3 separate regions of the Homo sapiens genome follow, and regions 2 and 3 are each linked to region 1. Evidence: chromatin loops called from intact Hi-C (ENCODE). Cell type or tissue: heart left ventricle. All regions are shown on one strand.

Region 1 (8,000 bases):
TCGAAAGAGTTGAAAAGGGAATGGATTAAGAGAAGGGATGCAGAATGATTTTAAGATAACAGGGCACCGCCAAGGCATGTTACCTACTGTGCGTTCCATCAGCTCTCCCGCCGATCTGGTCCGGTTCAGTATTGAAAGCCAGCAAGACAGAAAACCCTGAAAGCTCTGAAGTTCCAGGTGTGGGCCAGGTGCAGTGGCTCACACCTGTAACCCCAGCACTTTGGGAGGCTGAGGTAGATGGATTGCTTGAGGCCAGAAGTTCAAGACCAGCCTGGGCAACGTAGCAAAACCCTGTCTCTACAAAAAATCAAAAAAATTGCTGGGTGTGGTGGTGTGCGCCTGTGTTCTCAGCTACTTGGGAGCCTGAGGTGGAAGGATTGCTTGAGCCTGGGAGTTGAAGGCTGTAGTGAGCTTTGATTGCTCCACTGCACTCTAGCCTGGGCAACAGGGTGAGACCTTGTCTCAAAAACATTAAAATTTTTTTTTAAAAAGAAATAAATAAGGTTTAAAGAGTTGCTACTCTCCTGGGGTTGGCCGCTGTCAGGGGCCTTTCCCCTGGGCAGCATCCAGACCCCCATGAGTCATGGTGTTGACTCCCCCTGGGCATGGCAGCAGATGTCCCTGCCTGTGCCCTGGGAATGTGTGAATCTAAGTGTTGATGTTGTAAGGAGTTTCTTTGCTGGGCTTGATTTAAGAAGGCAGAACCGTCTTGAGCATGGACCATACTGGTGATGCCAGCAGCTTCTCCCACCATCTGGCTCAGCTGTACCACCCAGCACTGGGGTCACCCTGGGCGTGGCCTGAACCCCAGGACACACTCGTTTGTGGTGCTGGTGCTGACTGCCATCCTCACGTTTGTCTGCTCAGGGCCAGAGCCAAGGCCCTCAGGTTCTTGAGTAACTGGGCTGGTGGCTTTGGGAGTTTGTCACTTGTGGTGAGCATTTGCTCTTGGCTTCTGAATATACTGTGGATCATTGTCTGGGGGCGTTGGTCAGGCCAGGGCACTGCTCTTTAGTTTTTGAAACTTTCCTTCCTTTTCATGTCTTGAGGTTTGGTGCTTGGTTGATAGCACAGCTCGTGAGGGTGGATTTCCCCGGAGGAGCCGGAGTATGCAGCGGCCCCAGATTGGGTGGACAGCATCAGGGCCCTTGGCTTTCACCCGCTGCCTGGGATGCTGGTGGTGGGGACTGAGTTCTTTTCCTACAAGCTTGGTGGTTTGACGTTTCCCTCTTTCTTTTCCCTGTCTGAAGAATGGTGAGCTGATTTACGGCTGCAAAGATGCCCGGAGCCCCGTGGCTGACTGGAGCGAGCTTGCACACCACCTGAAGCCGTTCTTCTTCCCTTCCAACGGCCTGGCCAGTGGGCCCCACTGCACAAGGGCTGTGATCAGGGAGCTGGTGCACGTGATCACACGGGTGCTGCTGAGTGGCTCGGACAAGGGCCGGGCAGGCACCCTGAGTCCGGGGCTCGGGCCTCAGGGCCCGCGAGTCTGCGAAGCCAGCCCTTTCAGTAGGAGCCTTCGCTGCCAAGGTAGGGCCCAGCCTTCCCCAGGTAGGCGGTGGGGGCCGCAGGGGCCTTGGGACTCTGCAGTCCCCATGGGTGGCCAGGCGGTCAGCACAGCCTCCTGGGGGCTCTGGGGGATGCCACCTGGTTACGCCAGGGCTCCCAGCACGGGGCCTCGCTGCCTCTCACCCCCAGATGCAGACTCCCTTTCTTGCCTTTTATCTGCATCTGTAAATTGCAGGACACATTTGGGCTGTAGGATTTTCCCCCAGAATATCATCCATATGTTGTGGTCCTCTCTGGTTTGTTGAATGTTTTCAACCATGTTATATATCCTGTTGGATCCTCATTGCAACCCGGGGGACAGGTTTTCCTTGGCTTGTTCCTTAGACAGAGAGAATTGAGGCACAGAAATCCTGCAGGGCTGGGTCCTACCACAATGGGATGTCTTCACAAGTCTGGGGTGAAGACACAGACCCATGGGGCCTTTGGACTGCGGGACGCCTTCCTTGCAGACAGGAGCCGGGCCTGGCCGCTGCCACATGTCCTGACATCTCATGAGCTGACGCTGCCCGTGATTCTTGGCAGCCCATAGAGACCCCATGGTCTCTGGGAGCCTGAGATGGTTTGAAGACAGCAGTCCTGCTTGTGTGCAACCAGAAACCAACCCATACCCTAAGCCCTGCCTTATTATCTGTGCCAATTTTTTCTTTTGTTTTTTCAAGACAGGATCTTACTCTCTTACCCAGGCCAGAGTGCAGTTGTGTGATCTCGACTCACTGCAACCTCCACCTCCTAGGTTCAGGTGATTTTCCTGCCTCAGCCTCCTGAGTACAGGTGCGCACCGTTACACCTAATTTTTGTATTTTAGTAAAGACAGGGTTTCGCCATATTGGCCAGGCTGGTCTCAAACTCCTGACCTCAAGTGATCCGCCTGCCTTGGACTCTCAAAGTGCTAGGATTACAGGCATGAGCCACCATGTTTTCTCACTACAAATGAACTTTGTGGGGGTTTTTTTTTTCTTGTTATGAAAGTGATTCCTGATCATTTCAGAAAATTTTGTTAAAATTATGCCTATAATCTGGGCACATAATTGCTTTTAAGGAAGCCAACTGTGTCTGCAACGACAGATGGCACCAGTTGCTGAGGTGGTCTGGGGGCACCAACAGGAGGCGCCACAGCACCCCGGGGCTCCTGCAGACCTTTTTGGACATGGACACAGACAGGAGGGAGTGGAGCTGGGCCCTGGCTGCTGGGATGTGCAGTTTAAAACAATAAGATCATACTCTACATGTCATTTTGTAACTTGACTTTCTTTACTTAACTAGCATAAATCTGTATCTATATCATCACATATATGTTTTTTTTTTAAATTAATTATTTTTAAAGACAAGGTCTGTTTCTGTTGCCCAGGCTGGAGTGCAGTGGTGTGAACTTGGCTCACTGCAACCTCCACCTCCAGGGCTCAAGTGATCTTCCTGCCTCAGCCTCCTGAGTAGCTGGGACTACCGACACGCACTACCACGCCTAGTTAATTTTTGTATTTTTTTTTTGTAGAGATGGGGTTTCTCCATGTTGTCCGGGCTGGTCTTGAACTCCTGGGCTCAAGCAATCTGCCAGCATTGGCCTCCCAGAAAGTTAGGATTGCAGGCGTAAGCCACGGCGCCTGGAGATCACATGCATTTTGTTCTTTATTGACCATGCATGGATCTGCTGTAATTTTAACAAATCCCCTCTAGTTGGGCATGTGAACTTTTACTCCTGTTTCCCTGCATGTTGGCATTTTCGTGCCGGGTCCTAGTGAAATCTGCAGCTGACTACAGTTTTCCCCCTGCATGGACACCTTTCTTACTGTGTCTTTGCCTGTAGTTTGGTTCTTTGTGGGAGATGGTTGCTCCCTTCAGTGGCAGGAGATGATCTGGGACTTGGTACCTCCCAAGCTCACTTGGCACCCTGTACAGCACAGGTGCCAAACAACTGTGAGTGGCAAGTGGAGTTTTGTTTCTGCCTCTGTCCCTATGATATAACAGGTCCTTGTCAGTGGCTTTGACCCCTGTCTGTGGCTCTGTGTGGCTGGTTCTGAGCTCGTGCCTGTCGCCAGCCCAGGTCTTACCTGCCTCTCAGTGTGGGCTCATGGCTCTGGACTCTGCAGACAGTGTCCCAGGGTTTTCCTCCTTTAGTGGTCTTGCAGATTTAGGATGTCAGCAGGATCTTAGAAATTCCTTGCCTTGCAGTTGCAATGAGTCGAGATCACGCCACTGCACTCCAGGCTGGGCCACAGAGAGCAAGACTCTGTCTCAAAAAAAAAAAAGAAAAGAAAAAGAAGAAATTTTGTGACCTGACTTAAAATGAGGATTATGTCTAAACTTAGATCATAAAGTGACTTCCAGGGCTGTTGTGGTGGAATCTAAAGGACATTCTGAGAGTTGTGTTGGGAGAGGAGAGCCACGAGGCAGGACATGTGCATTTCTTGCTCCCTCCTTTGTGCTTGGCCTGGTGCATCCAGTGTGGTCCAGGCACGCTGCAGCTCCAGCAGCTCTGTGAGGCGGGAGCGTCATCTCGTCTGTCCTTAGTGCCAGTCCAGGGTGCAGTCCTTGCCTGTGGTGATGCCCGTATGGCGGAGCCCAGGATGAGCCCTGCGGTCTGCGCCGGCCTGTGTCTCCCTCCACGTTCTTTGATAATCAACATGCTCTCGTTTTCCCCTGATGTTCTCGGTAGGAAAAAACACCCCAGAGCGCTCGGGGTTACCGAAGGGCTGTCTTCTGTACAAAACCCTCCAGGTGCAGATGTTGGACCTGCTGGACATCGAAGGCCTCTACCCTCTGTACAACCGGGTTGAGCGATACCTGGAAGAGTTTCCCGAGGAGAGGTGAGGTCGGGCGGTCCCCCTGTTGGGCAGCCCTGAGAGGAGACTGTGGGAGTGGGCAGGGTAAGAATGCGCCTCCCAAGGCACAGCTTCCCAGGAGGATGAAGCATGCCGGCCACTTCCTACCCCAGTCCTCCGCTCCCAGGTGCCCAGGCCTGCTCTGGAATGTAGTGCCTTGTAAAGGAGGAACAGGGTCACTTGTTTCTAGAAAAGAAAGCACGTCTGTGACCTTGCTAATTCGAAACCCCAAGATGGGGCTGAGCCTGCAGAGGGCAGTGTTGCTCCACAGCTGAGCAGCGCTCCTGCAGGTCGTTCTGTGTCAGCCCAGCCTCTGTCCTGGGCTTTCACTGCGGGTCATTGGGGTCCACACCCGCGGTGTCCAGTCGGGGCCAGGATCCTCTTCCTTCCTCGCTGGTCTTCCTTGCATCTCTGACGCAGGATGCTACTTGTCATGAACAGGAGAAGGCTCAGCTTCAAGGCTCGCTGGTTCTGGTCTTGCTGAGTTCTGTTAAAAACCTTGATGTTTAACATGAGGGAGATAGATCTGTTATGTGTTTTTCAAAACAAAATGTGTGATGTTTAGTGGTGCTGGGCTTTGTAGACTGTTAGCAGTTTAAGAAACAACCTCCGTGCGGCTTTGTCATCCTGTTTTTATTGTGCTTTCTTCTTCAGAAAAACCTTACAAATAGATGGGCCTTATGATGAAGCATTTTACCAGAAGCTGCTTGACCTTTCCACTGAGGATGACGGGACAGTGGCCTTCGCGCTAACGAAGGTGGGCAGACCCATCCAAAAACTTGCTGTGTGATCCTTAGCTTCTTAGCACTAATCTGTTTTTTTGTTTTTTGTATTTTTTTTTCCATTACCTACCCCTGAGGTTTAAAGCAGAAAACTTGGGATCAAAAAGAAGTGGCTGAAGTTTCTCCCAGATGAACTGGGGCAGGTGGTGGTGCATTGAGGTTTTAAGGGGAATTTCCCTTGGTTGAGTTCTGCCCTGGCCCGTTCCTGGTGGGGTCAGGCCCCAGGGGCGGCCGATCTGCAACCCATCTGCATGCCTTCTCAGCAGCCCACAACAGGCTCTCTGCCAACTGTCCCTTGCTACAAGGCCCTTGCCAGGGTCCTGGGACCCCACCTGTGCCTCTGCCCTGCCCCTGGCTGTATGCGGGCGGCTTCCTTCCCTTAGAACCGAGGCCAAGGGACAGCCTGCAGGAGTCTCTTAGGGAAGAGGACTGGCCCTGTACTTCCTGGGTCTGTGAAATTCAGGGCTCCATGAGCTTGGATAGGAAAAAAATGGCATCTTCATTTTCACTAAGCTGTACCTGGAATTTAGCATTTCTTTCCATTACGAATGTGGCAATGAGCCTGTGGGTTCATCAGGACCCAGGAGTTTGCCACTAAGAGAATAAAAAAACAGACTTTCCGTCTCACACTGTAACTGCAGACACTTTGAGATGTGGTTTATTCATCACTGCATTAAATGTTACATATTACTACGGAATACATTTGTTTTTAAAAATATTTTGGCTCAGCACTTTGGGAGGCTGAGGTGGGAGAATTACTTAAAACCAAAAGTTGGAAGCCAACCTGGTCAACATAGTGAGACGCCCATCTCTACAAAAGAAAAATTAAAAAATTAGCTGGACGTAGTGGCGTGTGCCTAGAGTCCCAGCCACTTGGGAAGCTGAGGTAGGAGGATGCAGTCAAGGCTGCGGGGAACTGTGATCATACCGCTGTGCTCCAGCCTGGGTGACAGAGCAAGCCCCGTCTCAAAAAAACATTTTTTTTTTTTTTTGGTATTTTACATTTCTGCCACCTGTATTTTATATTACACATTTTAAAATGTTATCCTGGGCCGGGTGTGGTGGCTCACGCCTGTAAACCCAGCACTTTGGGAGGCTGAGGCGGGTGGATTATGAGGTCAGGAGATTGAGACCATCCTGGCTAACATGGTCAAACCCCACCTCTACTGAAAATACAAAAAAATTAAGCAGGCGTGGTGGCAGGCGTCTGTAGTCCCAACTACTTGGGAGGCTGAGGTAGGAGAATCACTTGAACCTGGGAGGCAGAGATTGCAGTGAGCCAAGATTGCACCACTGCATTCTAGCCTGGGCGACAGAGCGAGACTCCATCTCATAAAAAAAAAAAAAAAAGTTATTCTGAGAGAGGCCCATAGGCTTTACTAGGCTGCCAAAGCCTTTACAGGACAATAAGCAGTGAGGAAACCTGTTCTGGAGCGAGCTGGCGCTCCTCCCCACATGTGCATGCACCGCTGCCTGGAGCCCTGGGACCCACTTGCCCTGTCCCGTTGACATGTCTGTGGCTCACATTTGGGAGAGAGCCCTCAGTGCTTTCTTTAACTGGGGCTGCAGCTGTCTGTTTTGAGGAGAACTGAGGATGTCTGGTAAAGCCTCAGGTGAGGCTCTGACGCAAAGGGCCACAGGGATGTTAGCAGAGGCCCAGGGCAGAGTTGTCATCCTGGTGAGGAGAGTTCCAAGTGGAGCCCTGGGGTGAGAAGAAAGCAGTGGCACCTGCCTCGTGCTGTCTGCCAGTTGGGTACGTTGATTTAGGTATAAACAGCAGTGTGGCGGGTTTTTTCCTAAGAGAAGAAACAGGACTTTATTTCCTTTTTATGTATTTCTGTATTTTTCAGTTTTCCACAAAATAAGTATGGATTACTTTTTAATTTTACTTTAATCTTTTAACCTGATATGTAAATGTAGTGTTGTAAGCAGCTAAAGCAGACATTACTTAACTAGCAGAAGGGCTAAAATAAAGACACTGAAACAACACCAAATGGAGGTGCAGAGAAACTGGATCTCTCATCTGTTGCTGATGGGGATGGAAAATGACACAGTCACTCCGGAAAACAGTTTGGAAGGTTCCTACACACTAAACACGCAATTACCCTGTACTTGTGCTCCTGGGCATTTATCCCAGAGAAATGAAGACTGACACTCACCAAAAAACCTGTACAGAAATGTTCACAGCAGCCCTTTTTGTAACAGCTAAAAACTGGAAACCACCCACATGTCTTTCCACGGTGACCTCCAGCGGGTCAGACAGACTGTGCATTCATACCACAGAACTCTGCTCAGCACCAAAAAGGAACAGACTCTTGCTAAACAGCCCAGGTGGACCTCCAGGGGGCTTTGTTGGTGACGAAAACCAATCTCCAGAGGTCACACTGAATGATTCTGTGTGTATAACATCCTTGAATGGCAAAGATTTGTGGTTGCCAGGGGTTGGCAAGGAGGAACAAGGGAGGTAGATGTGGTTATAAAAGGTCAAACCAGGGGATCCCTGTGGTGATCAGACTGTTCTGTATCTTGACTGTGGTGGTGGATGCATGAACCTACGTGTGATCACACACACACTCTCATACACACTCGCATATATGTAAAACCCGAGATATCTGAATAAGATTGTGGATTGTGTCAGCATCACTCACCTTGCTGTGATATTGTAGCTTTGCAAGATGTTACTGGTGGGAGAAACGTGGCTTGAGGTCTTTCCGTGCTGTCATAGAAGGGCCTGCCCTTTTTCTCTTGTAGGAAGTTAGCTTCTGGTAATTGAACCTGAAGAGGGTAGTTGTGAAGCTGAAGCTGAGGAGTAGGCTGAGGACATTCCTTC
Region 2 (8,000 bases), 290 kb after region 1:
TTCCCTTCTATTCAGCCAGTATATTTTAGAATTCCTCAAGGCTCAGTTCTAGGGCCTTTTCTAGTTCTACTCTATATTCCTTCATAGGCAAACTCATTCCTGCTCAAGGCTTTAATTCCTACCCAATAGAAGATAATTCCAGTGTTCTATATCTCCCACCCCCACCTCTACTGTGCTGCCTCTTTCTCATTTTTATTTCAGTGTTTTCAAAGGCACTCAAGTCCCATATGTCCAAAATAAAGTCATAATGTCACCTGACAATGGTCCTCTTCCAACCTTCCCTTAACAGCAGACGGGACCACCATAATCAAAGAGTTATCCCCTGTGAATGACCTCTAATCCCTTTTACTCAAGCAATCCCATGCCCACTCATTTTTGCTTCCTAATTATCCCCCAAATCCATCTAGCTAAGTATCATCATTTCAGTCCAAACTACAAACTTCTCTTGCCTGAACTGTTTTAAAAGACTAGTCATTGACTCACTTGTATCAATGATTGCACCCCTTCATTCCATTTCCCCATAGTATCCAGAATAATTCTTTCTAGGATGCCACACTTTTGCTTTCCTCAGGCCCTGCTCAAAACTTTTCAATAGTTTCACTTGGTCCTGGGACTGTGATAACACTCTTTATACCCAATTCCCAGTAGTATGGACCTTACCTAATTTCCTAACCTCATCTTACACCATTCTCCTAGGCTCTTGCCTCCACCTGTCACTGTGGCCCTGTGTCAATTGCTCACAGACACCATGCTCCCTGCTGGCACAGTGCTCAGCAAAGTTATTCCCTCTTTGTTAGTTCACACCTACTCATTTTTCAGATGTCAGTTCAAGCTTCAGCAAATGATTTCATGTTCTCTCTGCTAGTCAAATTCCTGATAAACACTTTGGGAGGCTAAGGCAGGAGGACTGCTTGAGCCTAGGAGTTTGAGAACAGCCTGGGCAATATAGTGAGACCCCATCTCTAATTTAAAAAAAAATACAAAAATAATAAAAAACAAAAATTCCTGATATATACTTCAACAGCATTATGTAACTCTCCTTTGTAGCATTTAACATAGCCATAATTTTATATTTACTTCTGCCATTATTTGATCAATATCTAACTTCTCCACTAGACTGTCAATTCCATGAGGACTGAGGATTGTGTCTTTTTTTGCTCACATTTTAATTTTAATACCCAGCACATAGTGAATGTGCAATAAATATAAACTAAATGAAAGAATGATAGATATAGAGAATATGGGCTCAAATATAAGCACAACAGTGGTGTTATACTTTCAGAGAAGACCTATTTACTTACTAAGAAGAGGAAAAGGTAAACTTAAAACTGTAAAGTGTAAATTTACTTTTTTTCTCTAAAAAAGTAAGTTTGTAAAATAGCTTACCTAGACACAAATTCACTTAATTCTGAGCATTCTGTGGGCTCCATTATTATGTTGAGGTCAGTAACAGCAGAAGATAATCTCTCCTTATTCTAAAATAAAGATAAAAATTTCTGTATCAAAGCACAGTAAACTTCAAAAAGACAAAAATACTTTTGAAATATGCAAAATGAAATGCCACCAAATAAAAGGAAAGAGTAATCATGACAGAAACAAAACAAAAACAAAAAAAGTTCAATCTCACTAATAATAATTGTAAATTAAAACAATAAGGTAAGATGCCTTTTTTTTTTTTTTTTGGAGACGGAGTCTTGCTCTGTCACCAGGCTGGAGTGCAGTGGCGCGATCTCGGCTCACCGCAACCTCCGCCTCCTGGATTCAAGCGATTCTTCTGCCTCATTCTCCCCAAAGCTGGGGAGCTGGGACAACAGGTGCCCACCACCACGCCCGGCTAATTTTTGTATTTTTAGTAGAGATGGGGTTTCACCATGTCGGCCAGGATGGTCTCAATCTCGTTTGTTTTGTTTTTGTTTTTGTTTTGAGACAGTCTCGCTCTGTCGCCCAGGCTGGAGTGTGGTGGCGCGATCTCGGCTCACTGCAAACTCCGCCTCCCGGGTTCACGCCATTCTCCCGCCTCAGTCTCCCGAGTAGCTGGGACTACAGGTGCCCGCCACCATGCCTGGCTAATTTTTTTGTATTTTTTAGTAGAGACGGGGTTTCACCGTGTTAGCCAGAATGGTCTCGATCTCCTGACCTCGTGATCCACCTGCCTCAGCCTCCCAAAGTGCTGGGATTACAGGCGTGAGCCACCGTGCCAGGCGGTCTCAATCTCTTGACCTCCTGATCCCCCCGTCTCTGCCTCCTGAAGTGCTGGGATTACAGGCGGGAGCCACCGCGCCTGGCCGATAAGATGCCATTTTTACCTATAAGATGAGCAAAGACTGGCCGGGCGCGGTGGCTCACGCCTGTAATCCAGCACTTTGGGAGGCAGAGGCGGGTGAATCACCTGAGGTTAGGAGTTGGAGACCATCCTGACCAACACGGTGAAACCCCGTCTCTACTAAAAATACAAAAAATTAGCTAGGCGTCGTGGCAGGCGCCTGTAATCCCAGCTACTCGGGAGGCTGAGGCAGGAGAATCGCTTGAGCACAGGAGGCAGAGGTTGCAGCGAGCCAAGATCGTGCCACTGCACTACAGCCTGCGCAACAGAGCGAGACTCAGTCTCAAAAAGAATAACAATAATAATAATAAAAATAAATAATAAACTTGTGAAACAAAGCTTGGATTCCAAATAAATTACATCTTTAAAAAAAGTATTGAACTGTACACTTTAAACTGGTAAGTTATATGGTATGTGAATTATATCTCAATAGAACTGTTACCAGAAAAAAAAGCAAAGAAAGGAAAAGGAAAGCAAAAATCTCAGGAGCACATCTGGTCTCTTGGTCAAGTATGTGTAGATACATGTTAGATTTCAGCTTTTCACCCATTAGGATAGGCAAAAACAAATTTTTTGTTGGGTTATAGAATCCTGTTTAACAACTCAAAAGCTGACTTCAAAATATTGTTTTTCCATCTTTCCATCTCTCCCCTGCTTGTGGTACTGCTAACTAGGTCAATTCTCCCCAGTTGGTAAATAAGGGAAGAGACCTTATAAACAATCTGACCTCAAAGCCCCTACATGTGTCTCAGTACCACATTCCTTTCTACTATGGTCCACTTAAGCCCACAGTTCTCATTCTCCTCTACAACTGAAGGATTATGGGTAGAGATCTTTAGGAAAAGGGTGCCATTAAGTTGGTCCTTTTTTTTTTTTTTTTTTTTTTTTGAGACAGGGTTTTGCTCTATTGCCCAGGCTGGAATGCAGTCGTTCAATCACAGTTCTTTGTGACCTTGAATTTGTGGGCTCAAGCAATCCTCCTGTCTCAGCCTCCCAAGTGGCTAGGACTATATATGTAAGTAACCAAGCCTGGCTAATTTCTTTTTTATTTAAAAAAATATATATTTTTTAGAGACAGGGTCTCGCTATGTTGCCCAGGCTGGCCTTTAATTCCTGGGCTCAAGCTATCCTCCTGCCTTGGCTTCCCTCAGTGCTGAGATTATAGGCGTGAGCCAATGTGGCCAGCTTAACTTTGTAAAACTTACAAATCTCTCATGAAGCACCCTGTATTGGATTTCAGTGTTTAGACTCAAATGTCATTAATATCAAACAGATTTTCTTTGGAGCCTGTGATAATGGAATTGTATTCTCTTCCATTTAAAAAAATTGCTTATTTTTTGAATAATTTTGTTCATTTCATTGGGACAGAAGTTATGGAAACATACTTAACCTGCCACTTTCCCCACAAACTCCTACCAATCTAATTGACTATATTGCTTGGATTATGGAAGGCTGATAAACGTTAATTCTGATGGCCTTACAACTCTTCACAAATGTAGTACTAAGAACACCAGAAAGTAAATCTGGCCAACAGAGCTCTATGTCCCAACCACCTTGGACAACAATAGCTGCACCAACATGAGTAATCATTCAAACTCTCTGGATCCATTTACTTATAAAATAATAGGGTTGACCTAGACAAACTATAAGTCATCACTTTGTTCTAACATTCTATTAACATGATTTGAGGTCATGTTTAGTTCAAATATTATATTAATATAACTTTATTACAACAATATTCTGTAAATTGAGGGTTTTACTATTTAGATTACTTTTTAATTTTCAGATAGCTAAACCTCTCCCTCTAGTGGAAATTTTATTTTTAAAAAATGTTTTAGAACACACAAGGTTGCTGTGTCATTTCTTTTTCTATCAGTCTTCACAGTAAAAATGTAAAAATGTGCTCAGTATGTAAAATGGTAAAACTATTTTAGAAGGCAATTTGCCACTATCAATCAGAATTTGTAAGTTTCCTTTGACCCAGCAATTCTACTAGATATGTTTCTAAAGGCATACATACACAAGTTGGTATAGAATATGCTAGAATTTACCATTAAGTAATAAACATTTCAAAAACTTTTCATCAAGTTATTATATCAGAATTGTAAGCAATAAAGAGAAACGAGATAGTCCTTTGTTTTTCCCTCCCCAAGTAAGAACTCTTGGTGCCTCTCACACAACTGATTCCAAAAACCCTGTTGATTCCACAGCTCTCTGTAATTTCTTCCAACACCTTGTTTACCAGTCCTGGTCTTCAAGAAGAATCATAAAATCTAAAAGGCTCAGAGAGAAAGTGAGAGTTCTTAACACAGCCAGGGAGAACACACTCTTTCTGTAGCACTTTGTTAGTAAAACCAATCAGTCCCAAAACACATACATACTTTAAAACTTAAACAATGACAACTCATGTCTCTTTAGAGACTCAGCAATTACTAGGTTCTATGTCCTTCAAAGAAGATATCTACAGTTCCTCTCCTTAGATTTTTTTCCCCCTGCATCCGCTAAAGCATATAGGACAGAAACTGCTAGTAGTCCCCTCTATTTATACTTTTTTCTTGCCCCAGTTTTTCACTGGCCATATGGCCAAGCATAACAAAGACTAAATTCCCAGCATCCTTTGCATGAACTTGTTGGCCAATAGAATATAAGTGAAAATGATGAATGTACAACTTCCAGAAAGTGTCCTTTAAAAGAACAGGCGAGGCTTTCTTTGCCCAACTTCTTCCTGATACCTGAAATGCTAATGTGATCATTGTGCCATGACTTGAAGCCATGTTGGCTGATGGTAGAACCTGATTATCATAAAACCACCATATTAGCCCTTGAAAACTTACAAGTTTACTTAAGTAATAGAGAAATACACTTCTAGTACCTTTATTTTTAAGTTTTCTGTCTGGCACAGCTCAACTGACTCTAATTCATTCAGCATGTGAGCTAACAGTATAATCTCAGGCCATTATCAAATGGTCACAAAATTTTCAATCATGCTTTCATGACATGAGGATGAGAATATTGGCTTAAAATACTGTTGAGGTCTGGGTCAGTGCCAACACTGTCTGTTAGGAGGCAGAGTGTGGCCACAGCAGCAGGGGTTGCAGGACCTAAGTGGCAGGACATCCACTGTCTGGCTTCTGTCCTGTCTGTGCTGCCCTGGGGCGGCTGCCCAGGCCCAGCAGGCCAAACCATGTGGTAGTTCATGCTAGGAATGACTCTGGTCAGGCAGCTGTCATTCTTTAGGAGCATATCACATTATCAGAAATGTCTTCTACTATCGGGGGACCTACCCCAATAATCACATAGGTTCATTTCTATTTTTCCTAAGCGTCGGCCGGCTTGAGAAATAAAGGGACAGAGTACAAAAGAGAGAAATTTTAAAGCTGGGCGTCCAGGGGAGACATCACACGTTGGTAGGATCCGTGATGCCCCACGAGCCACAAAAACCAGCAAGTTTTTATTAGGGAGTTTCAAAAGGGGAGGGAGTGTGCGAATATGTGTGGGTGACAGACATCAAGTACTTAACAGGGTAATAGAATATCACAAGGCAAGTGGAGGCAGGGCAAGATCACAGGACCACAGGACCAAGGCGAAATTAAAATTGCTAATGAAGTTTCAGGTACCATTGTCATTGATAACATCTTATCAGGAGACAGGGTTTTGAGATCAACTGGTCTGAACAAAATTTATTAGGTGGGAATTTCCTCTTCCTAATAAGCCTGGGAGCGCTATGGGAGACTGGAGTATATTTCATCTCTGCAGTCTCAACCATAAGAGACAGGCGCCCCTGGGGGGGCTGTTTATAATCCTATACCTCCAGGCACGTATTCTCTTTCTCAGGATGTCCCATGCTGAGAAAAAGAATTCAGCCATATTTCTGCCATTTGCTTTTGAAAGAAGAGAAATATGGCTCTGTTCCGCCCGGCTCACCAGCAGTCAGAGTTTAAGGTTATCTCTCTTATTCCCTGAACAATTGCTGTTATCCTGTTCTTTTTCCAAGATTCCCATATTTCATATTGCTCAAACACACATGCTGTACAATTTGTGCAGTTAATGCAATTATTACAGGGTCCTGAGGTGATATACATCCCCTCAGCTGACAGGATTAAGAGATTAAAGTAAAGACAGGCATAGGAAATCACAAGGGTATTGATTGGGGAAGTGATAAGGGTCCATGAAATCTTCACAATTTATGTTTAGAGACTGCAGTAAAGAAAGGCATAAGAAATTATAAAAGTATTAATTTGGGGAACTAATAAATGTCCATGAAATCTTCACAATCCATGTTCTTCTGCCATGGCTTCAGCCAGTCCCTCCATTTGGGGTCCCTGACTTCCCGCAACATTTTACATGGTGACCTCATCCTTATCTGACTCAGGAAGGCATCAAATTACTATTTGATACTTTCCATCAGAGGTTTAAGGTGACTGAAGTATGCAACTTAAATAAAGTGAAGATATTGTAGTCTATGTTGGATATTATAGCCTATGTTATGTCTCAGGCCATAGCCCCACTAAGGAGCATACCAATCAATCTTAGGGTACAACCCATCCTGGAAGGTATAACTCCACTAAGAAGCTCATTCACCTCAATGTCAGAGGATAATCTTTCCCTTTTCACTTGGATTTGTGGACAAGCCTCTCAAGGACAAGACTAATTCTGCCCACAACGGAGCTTCTCTCCGCATAACCTATGAGGCAACTGTGAAAGAGATGAACTCTTACAGTAGAAAAAGCCTGCAAGACCGCAAGGCTGCTAGGATTCCCCTGAGCAGTTTCCTGGACATATATACTAGAGTGCAGATGTTTTCGGAGATGGTAGTGGACCATAGGATTATGATTCCACCAACCTGCCATGGGTTGCAGGCCTGGCCCATTAATGGATGCCAGCATACAGAAGAGCATTCAGTAGATTACCACTCTCAGGTCAAGTTCACATCAGCCACAAAGAAAGAAAATATAGTCAGTCAGACTATGAAACCTTTTACAAAGGGACAACATCCAGGAGTCCCTGAGCCACCTAAAGGAAAAGCCTGGGGTGGTGGCACAGGTTGTCCAGCCTAAATGATACCAATCCATTTGGGTCCATTCTCTGCTTGAGTCTTCAGCAAATGATCTTTGTGGTCATGTGATATCTCCTTGGTGACCTTGTACATCCCCAAGGCCTGCTGCCCATATGGGAACAATGTCAGTCCCCTAGAGCCACTTACCACCCATGCCCCTGACACATTGAACATGCTGAAATGTGTTTTGTATCCTGCTCAAATGGCCTAGGCAATGCTATACTACACCTTTTCTTGGTCACTTTGGCAGTGTGAGAGTGATACTCTAAGACGAGTACAGGCTGGGAGCTTTGCCATCAAATGAGGGGGTCTAGACAACCCCTAGCCCATCCTCAGCCTGCCAGAGCCAGTAATAGCAAATGGAGACTTGGATTGCAAAGAGAAGCAAAACTTCCAAACCCAGGTAACTGTACCAAATCCTTGGGACTAGTTAGGGAGTGGCTATCTGACAAAGAATAAGGAAAAGTCCTGACTCCATAACCAAGTCCTGTCTCATACAAAATGGGAAACTTGGGACTGTTTTTGTGGCTAAGGACACTGATGAAAAGGATAAGGAATCCTGGCACATGACCCTGAATATAAGCAGGCAGCTTGTCCATAGGACTCAGTTACAACAACTAC
Region 3 (8,000 bases), 500 kb after region 1:
AAGACTTCCCCACCCTGGCTCTTCTCCATGCCAGCCCTCAACCCCACCTTCAGGTGCCTTTGTGGTAGAGCTGTTCTCCAGAGAGGGCAAAGAAAGAAAATTCCTCCTCTGAGACACCCTCAGGACAACTGTAGATATCCCTCATGCACCATCCTGATGGGACCCCTCCCCAGCCCAGGGCAGGGAACACGGTCCTCTGCTACCTCCTTCCAATATTCCAGACCCCACTGCTAAATTCCCCACATTGCCTCAGGACCCATCGTACTCTTTCTAGCTCCCACTCCCTCTCTTCTCTCCGCCATTCTCAGAAGCATCCCCTGAGTCTTGAGAGAGAGGGGGGCTTTCTCAATCCCCAGGAAGACACAGACCAGCTCAGAAAACCCCACCTCCACTGAACCCAAATGCAGACTTCACAGCTCCCAGGGAATTGTGACAAGTTAGTGGGAAAATCTTCTGCCAGCATGGATGGTAGGATGCTTGAATTCCAAAGGTGACAGTGTACCTCCTACCCCAGGTCCTTCTAGAAAAAGGATCATTAATCAGTCTAGGAAGACTTAACACTGGGAAAGGAAGCTCTGGAAGGCCTTATCTCCCCTGCCCCTTCAACCCAGGCAAGGGACCTTCCTTCAGCTCACCCAGAGAAAGGCTCCACAGAAGTCATATCTAAACTCTTTAGCCACAGGACCCTGTCTTCCAATGAACCAATGTCACATACTCCCAGGATAGAAAACTGCTGAAAGCAGGGCTGGCCTGGGTGTGGGCTGGGGCCGGAGCCTGCCCTGCTTTGCCAGATGCTGAGCACCCAGCCTCTGTGCAGTTGGTAGCTTTATTCCCATGACTGCCTCCGCCGTCACCTGCTGCACTGTGAAGGATTCCATTTGTCCTTCTAGAAGATGGGCATTATTTTTCTCTTCTCACTCCCTTACCTGGCCCACAGCCTGTGCCTTTTGGAGTGGAGGAGGACATCCCAACCTAGGGACAGGGACATTTGGAGAGGAGCCCCATGAAGAGTTGCCATCTGGGACCCTCTGCCTCCCACCAGGACACTGCCAACACTGAGCATCCTTTTAGTTCCACAAATTCTTGCTAGGCCCCTATAAAGATTCGCCCAGCGTCCTCTTCCTCTAAGCTCCCACGTGCTAGAACTCCCACATGCTAGAAGCCATGAGGGGTCTCTCTCAGGCCAGAAGGAGCTCTGGGATCCTAGCCCTCAGCAGAAGGCCCCAGGCTTTCCCACCTGCTCCCAGCTCCTCTGAGGAAGTTGATGGAGCCTGCAGAGCTGGGCTGGAGGAGGTCTCCTTTCCCCAGAGCGGGGCTGGGGGTGCGGGTAGGTGGCCTGGAATGTGCTCTCTCACCCTCCTCCTGCCCATGTGGTAAGCAGCGAGAGCCCCCAGCCCTCCAGCTCTGAGGGGAAGCTCCTGTGAGCCAGACGGACAGGACAGCTGCCCCCAATAGGGTCCCCTTCACGGGCCATCTCACCCCAACTCAGACGCTAAAAATGGTTCTCCGCTTTTCAGCCTCCGCGCCTGCCCACAAATTAGTGTCTCCAACACAGCCTCTTGGGACATGACTTTAGGGAGGCCCCTGGGGGAGCCGGGAGGCCCCAGTAAAGGGAGATGGTGCTGGCAGAGTCCCTTTCTGAGGAGACAAGAGTGGATAAGGCCCCCCTCCCAGCTTCTGGGACCCCCCCCCCAAAGAAGGCCACCCAGCCTCAGTGTGACAGCCCTGTTGTCCTCACCATGGCAGAAGAACAGACATTATTTCCACCCCACTGGGGCACGCTCCCCTCACCTCCACCTCCAGTTCTGTCAGCTTTACCCTCAGCCACCATCCTGGGCACTGCTCTGCTGGAAGAGAATGCAGCAACAGGAGATGGGGGAGCCAGCCCCGCGCCCTCCCGCTTAGGGTCCAGAACCCACCTTGCCAAACCTGGGCTCCCGCAGTCAGCCCACAAGCACGGAGGCCAATGGGGAAGCCAAGTCAGGGAAGCCTGGTCTCCCTGCTCGCCTGATATTTAGTCTCAGACTCTTCTCCCCTCCCCAGTCCCGCAACGGTCAACTTGGAAGGGGGTGAACCCTCTCCGGGATGCCCACGCCCCAGGGCACCAAGCAAGCAGGTGTCCTGCTGAGGCCAGGACTGGGTGCAAGCCAGCAGCCCGCAGTACCAGGTGGAGACAGGCGGGCAGTACTCACAGGTAAGCCGTCAGGGGATCCAGGTCCCCCGGTATGGCGGACAGCCCAAGCTCAAGAGCAGTCGGCAGACAGCATGATGCCGTCCTCCTGGCAGTGGCAGGGGGCCGGGCAGGCGGTAGGCCCCGGGCCGGGCTGGGGGGCGCAGCCGGCGCTCGGGGAGGCGCACACAGCGGCGCGAAGTCACAGCGCCCGGAGCCTGGGCGGGTTGGGCATCTCGGCGGCCGGGCTGCTGGGTCACCTGGCGGCCAGGCGCGCAGACGCACGGGCGCGGTGTCCGCAGCTGCTTTCTCCCGGTCCCGGCGGGCTGCGCCGTCGGTGGGGACCGCCCCGGGGGCTCTACTGGGCGTCGGCGGCGGGGCGGTGCAGTCAGAGAGGAGCAGGCATTGTTGAGTGATCTTCGTTATTCAGTTTCACAGGCTGGGCTTGGCAAGGGAGGGAGACCCAGCCGGAGGAGGAGTCAAGGAAACTTTCTACGCTGCGGCTAGCTCCCTTCCCTCCTTCCTTCGGAGCTGGCAGGAATTTCATTCAGGAAAGATAAAAAAAGGAAAAAAGCAAAGAAACCCAAGCGAGCAAAGCTCAGCCCGTCAGAGACCTGCACTTGTTTAGAAAGGGTGTCCCAGGGCCTTGGCTGCAGGGCTGGGGACCCTCTTGCCTTTGGGGATAGCCACGGGGTCACATGGGACCCAGAGGAGATCTCTGAAAGAGGCCTTGGGGCTCTCATAGCCCCTCATGCCTTCACCACGTTTCACACTGGAGGAAACAGAGACCCAAGAGGAGAAATGATTTGTTCAAGGTGACACAGCTGATAGGGCATCCCCAGAGCTGGAACTCGTCAGCCCTCCTCGGCCTTATCCTAGGACAAGAGAGAGGGGAGTGAGGGGCTACCCTGGAAGAGGCCAGGCTGCGGAGGGTTCCACTGCAAGCTGGGATGACCCGGCAGTGGGCAACCAGGAGCAGTCTCCTCCCTGAGAGGTCGCGCCTTGACTCCAAAGAAACGGGTGTGGAGTTCCACTCGCTGAGTGCACCCTGGGTGGAAATGCACTCCTGCAGCCTCTGTCAGGTTTACTGTCAGGTTTACGGGGACCACCTTGATCCCTGCTCCCAGGACCTCGGCAGGCTGAGGGACTGCGTGCAGCTCAGCTGCTTGTCAAGAGGCCACCTCAAAGTAAGCAGATTGGCGCCACCTGGAGGCCGGGTGCTGCACCTGCAGCTCGGCCACCCTGAGGCTGGAATCCCACCAACTGGCTGACCTGGCCGGCCCCAGAGCCCTGGTGAGCAAAGGGCACGGTGGTTAAAACTGAGGCCAATCCCTGTTCTCTCCTTAGACCATAGTGAGCTGGCTGTGCTTCCTTCACGCAGCCTCTTGCTGTCTCTGGTCTCTCCCATGCTGAGCCAAGCCCCAGTGCAGAGCTAGAGCAGGCTGTGGGCACCCCTCCTTCCTTTTTTGCCCTGTCTCCCCATGGTCCAGCCAGAGGGTATACCAGAAACCTGGGACCTCAGAGGCATCCAGGATTTCTTCCACCCTGTCCTTCCACATGCCAGAATCCTCTCATCAACACCTCTCCACTCTCCGATAACCTCCCAGGGCTAGAGGGGCTGCATAGCCGGACCAAGAAATGAGCAGACCCTGACCCTAGGCCTCCCGTTGGTGCCATGGCGCTGAAAGTAGAAGATGAGCCTCCTAAGAAGGCTAGAGGATGGGCCTACATGACCAGAAAGACTCACAGATAGAGCCACCTTTGCCCTATGGCAGAAAGCTACCACAGGCCAGCCTGCACTTCCTTCACTCAACCATAGCCTTGGCTCCATCTCATTTGCAGCTCCTGCTGCTCCAATGTGAGATTTTCCCAGAGTGGAAAAGCCATGGTTGAGCCCTGTTGCAACCTCAGCAGCAGCTGCTTGAGACAGACTTGGGCAGCTCAGAGCAGAGCCTCCAGCCTGCTTTTGTGAGGGTCATTAGGGGGCCCACCCTCAGCTCCTGATAAACATGGCATATGGAGGACACCGGCATTTAGTCCTCCTGGGAGGGCACCAGTGCTTTAGTCTCGTTCTGGGAAAGCTCCCGGCTGAGCAGCCAGCACGACCTCTGTACCCTTCTTCAACCAGGCCTGAGAAGGACCCTCCTGACTTCTGACCCGTTGCACCTTAGTAGGAACTCAGGTTGGCCAAAGAGCTCTCCCCGCTTCCCCTTGGGGAGACCCGACTCCATTTCAGGGACTCTTGCTCTGATCTTTCCAGGCTTTCTCTGTGTCCTCCCAGGGCCTTCCACCAGGGGCAGTTAGTGTCCAGCATCAGGCACTGCACCTGGAAACTCCCAGCCTGACCAGGGAAGCAGGCAGGAGCTCATGTGGCCACCAGCAATCATGCACATGGTATGCAGTGCAGTCCTACAGTGTGTGGGACAGACAGCTGCCTCCCCACCCTCTTTTCTGGTCTCTGCTGCTCCTCCTGGTTTTTCCTTTCTCCATATGCCTTCCCTGCTTTCTCCCCCACCTCTTATGTAGAGGGGAGGAAGAAGGAGACAGAGAAGGAGCAGGGAAAACTTGGCACCTCCGCCTGAGGGGTGCCTCCAGCACCTGCCTTCCGAGTAACAGGGTAGCTCTGGCACCTCCATCCTGGTGGGGGCTGAGGGTGGCCCCTGGGGGCTCTGGCAGGTAGAGAAGGCTGGGGATGGCAGGAGAAGGGAAGTGGGAAACAGGATAAACCCTACTGCATACAGCATGGTGCGTACAGGGTGATGAGGCAGAGGACAAACAATTTGGAGCTGTGATTCTGAATCCAGGGCTTAGCACCACAGGAAACTAGACGTGGAGAGACCAAAGTCTGAGGAAATTTAGAAACTGGAGGATTAGCAGGGAGAGGATTGCTTCAGGGGAAAAACCAACAGCATAGGGGCCATAGGTCACCAAGTTCAACCAGACTCCAGGTCCTAGCTTCCATCCCGGCTCCATGTTTGCCCACGAGACCCACACGCTGGGCCCAGGCCTGAGGATGGACAGACAGAACACACTGAGCTTCAGGCTTGGCCACAGGTCTTTATTCCAAGACCCTGTACCTTCCCAGCACAGGGCCCAGTGGAGGCCGCCCTTCCAGGGAGCCCAGGCCCACGTGGATGTGTCAGGAATGCTGTCCCCATCCCACAGGGCACAAACCTCTCCTGCACCGTGACCAGTGCTGACTCAGGGCAGCCCGTCTGCCAGCGCGCTGTTCAGACAGTTGTAGAGGTAGACATACTGCTTCTGGAGATGGACATAGGGTTAGGAGGCTCGCCCCGCCTGCCCCAATCTAACAGAAAAAGGCTCCCTTGTGTCCCCCAACCCCTAGGGCTCCATCTGGGAGAACGCACAGCGGTCCACAGCGCCACCTGGTGGCTACCCGGGTGGTGCTGCCTAGAGGCCTGGGCAGAAGCTCCCTCATCCCCCCGCCCCTTCCCACAGCTGAGCCCCCACGCCAGCCCGGTCGCCCCTGGTCGCCTCTCACCAGTGTTGGGGTCATAAGGCCACAGGCCTGAGACTGCTGCAGGGCCACGTTAAAGATATCCACGGTGCACTCAGACCCTGCCTGCTGCAGCAGCTGCTCCATGGCCAGGAAGGTGCCCAGCTGGGTTGCACCCTTGCTGCAACTGACCTAGAGGTGGATGAGGTACCTAAAGGGGGTGTGGCGGGGGTGTCCACGGATGTGGGAAAACCCAACCTGGGCGCAGGGACTGAGAAGGGACACCGGACACTTGGTCAGCCGGCCAGCCTGGACCTAGGGAGGGAGGCGGTAAATTCCCACCATATTCCTGAGGACAGGGTAGGGTGTGGAGAAGACAGGGGCATTGTGAGACTGTGTCCTTTTGACCCATAACCCAAGCAGAGCCCAGGGAGATCTGAGGCTATGCCAGAAGGGCAGGGAGGGGCTTCCAGTGTCCGCTCCCCCAAGACCATTGTCCACTCCCCCAAGACCATTGTCCAACAACACTTGGAGTGGCTGAGCAGTGTGCCCGGCTTCTTGTTGTTGCCCCGAGAGCAGCACTGGCCCACAGCAGCCAGGAAGGGCAGCAGGGTGGTGGCGGGCAGCTCATGCCCAGGCTCCAGGTATGGAAATTGCAGTCTCTGCACCTCCCTTTCCTTCCTGCTCTCCCCCTGTGGCAAAGACATGATCAGCATTGGTGCTGGAGAGGGCAGAGGAAGCCCACACAGGACTCTTCCCCATGCACCACCCCATGCCCTGTGGCCCCAGCACCTACATGTGTGACCCTGAGGAGGGTACAGAACCAGCCTGCTGTGCTGCTCTCAGCCACCCAGTGCACCGTCACCATGTCTGTGACTACGGGCTGCATCTCCGTTGGCCAGAATTCCTATGGCTGGGACCAAGTTAGGGCTGCTCAGGCAACTTCCTGAGATCTCTGCCCCTGCCCTGGTCACAGACAGCACCACAAACTACCCGCCTCCATCCTCACCCCTAACTCCTGAGCCTCCCTTCCTCTGTCCTCTGCTCTGTCACCTTCTCCATGACATTGGGTGGGCAAAGAGAGACAAGCACATGAGCCCTGTGCTGCCACACCAGCTCCCAGAGCTCCTTTGGCCCTGCGGGGCCAGTCAGCACCGTATGATCACGGCCAGAGGGCCCACCCTGCAGAGCACAGATCATTGGCTTCCAGAGACTGAAGGTGCCCCCTGCCCAGTCCACAACTCTGGGAGCCCCCAGCAGCCCCAGCCCGGGAAGTACAGGTGGTCAGAGAGGGCAGGAAACAGTGGCAAAACCAGCATCATCTCACAGGGAAGAGCCAGGCTTCGGGCATGTCGTCAGGGGGGCTCTCCTCCACCGGAGAAAACTGCCCCTGAGAACGGTCATCTGAGGGAAGACAGTGAGGGTGAAGCTGCCAGAGGTCCCCAGCCCACGCTGGCCCCCTGCCCCTCCACAGGGTCCACAGTGAGACTCACAGGAGACGGGGCTGTCCTGCTCATAGCCAGGCGGGGGTGCGGAAAAGCCAGCCTCGTCCTTGATGGCCTACAGCAAGAGCTGGGAAGGAGATGGGTGCCCTGAGGCTGGGAGGTCTCACTGCAGGGTTGGCTCAGCAGCGGAAGGCTGCCCTTGGCTGTCACCCACTTCCCGGCCTGAAGTGTACCTCGTACTCCTTCAAGAAGCCAGCATTGGCACTGGCTGCCCTCTTGGCACACGCCTGCGGGAGGTCCGTCACAGAGATGGGCCAAGACCTGGTGGGGGGGTTGGAGAGGGAGAAGGCACTCAAGGTTCCCCAGCTCCCCGTTCTAGTCCGCTCAGCTCTGCCCACGAACAGGAGCAGGGAGCCTGCCTGTGGGAGGCACAGGGAAGCTGGGACTTACTCAGAGATGTTGAAGGGTCCTTCCAGAATCTTGTTCAGTAGGCAGCTGTGCAGGAAGACGTACTGGCTCTGCCAGGGGAAAAGGCATCAGGCTGCTCAGCGAGGAGCGAGGGGGGCCTGCAGGGAGATTTTTCAGGCCCTGACCAGCAAGGCAGGGATCAGGTAGGAGGGCAGAGGGAGCCACTGAGAAACCTTCCCTCCACCGTCCCATGGTGTCAAAGCTGACAGGATCCTGTCCCACCTCCCCTTTCACAGAATAGAAAGCACAGCCCAGGTAGGATGGTGATGTGTCTGAAACCCTCTCCCCAAGGTCTTCTGTGTGCCCCATGAGCTCTCTTTCCTGGTCCCTCCTGTAGCCCTGTGGCCACCCACCTCCCTCCCACTCCTTCAGGGTCCCAGCTGCCCAGCCCAGCCTGCAGGGCCCTCACCAGGGTCTGGATCATGAGGGGCTGGTGCATCCGGAGTGCATACACAGCATG

The links. A loop is a pair of places that touch in the nucleus more often than their neighbours do. Peaks named below come from ENCODE experiments on the same cell type or tissue, not always from the same donor. Only the 100,000 strongest peaks of a DNase experiment are listed, where the experiment ranks them.
Region 2: it touches region 1 in a loop (12-fold over the local background); 65 of 110 quality-filtered maps call a loop at or near these places.
Region 3: a loop joins it to region 1, with 7 times the contacts of the local background. A loop is called at or near these places in 81 of 110 quality-filtered maps.

The regions. Positions count from the first base shown.
Region 1 is chr9:92,631,531-92,639,530 of GRCh38, reverse strand. It overlaps IPPK (inositol-pentakisphosphate 2-kinase), which reads left to right. Exons shown (of 13, transcript NM_022755.6): 9 at 1,251-1,530; 10 at 4,223-4,373; 11 at 5,043-5,145. Among named protein-coding and RNA genes, the nearest start is that of IPPK, 35 kb to the left of the region's middle. In heart left ventricle, CTCF peaks have their summits at 2,642 (motif pointing right) and 4,646 (motif pointing right); a DNase peak (open chromatin) is centred at 4,670; H3K4me3 peaks cover 239 bases; H3K27ac peaks cover 1,953 bases.
Region 2 is chr9:92,339,174-92,347,173 of GRCh38, reverse strand. It overlaps CENPP (centromere protein P), which reads right to left. Exons shown (of 8, transcript NM_001012267.3): 4 at 1,387-1,475. It also overlaps the pseudogene LOC100420779. Among named protein-coding and RNA genes, the nearest start is that of CENPP, 17 kb to the right of the region's middle. In heart left ventricle, a CTCF peak has its summit at 4,133 (motif pointing left); no DNase peak of the experiment used is centred here.
Region 3 is chr9:92,135,843-92,143,842 of GRCh38, reverse strand. It overlaps LINC00475 (long intergenic non-protein coding RNA 475), which reads right to left and starts at 2,376. Exons shown (of 4, transcript NR_027341.1): 1 at 2,193-2,376. It also overlaps the pseudogene LOC100128076. RefSeq lists enhancers at 1,512-2,090, 2,091-2,670, 3,250-3,829 and a silencer at 2,347-2,526. In heart left ventricle, CTCF peaks have their summits at 3,387 (motif pointing left), 5,335 and 5,544 (motif pointing left); DNase peaks (open chromatin) are centred at 1,287, 3,372, 5,280, 5,562 and 2 weaker places; H3K4me3 peaks cover 1,485 bases; H3K27me3 peaks cover 702 bases.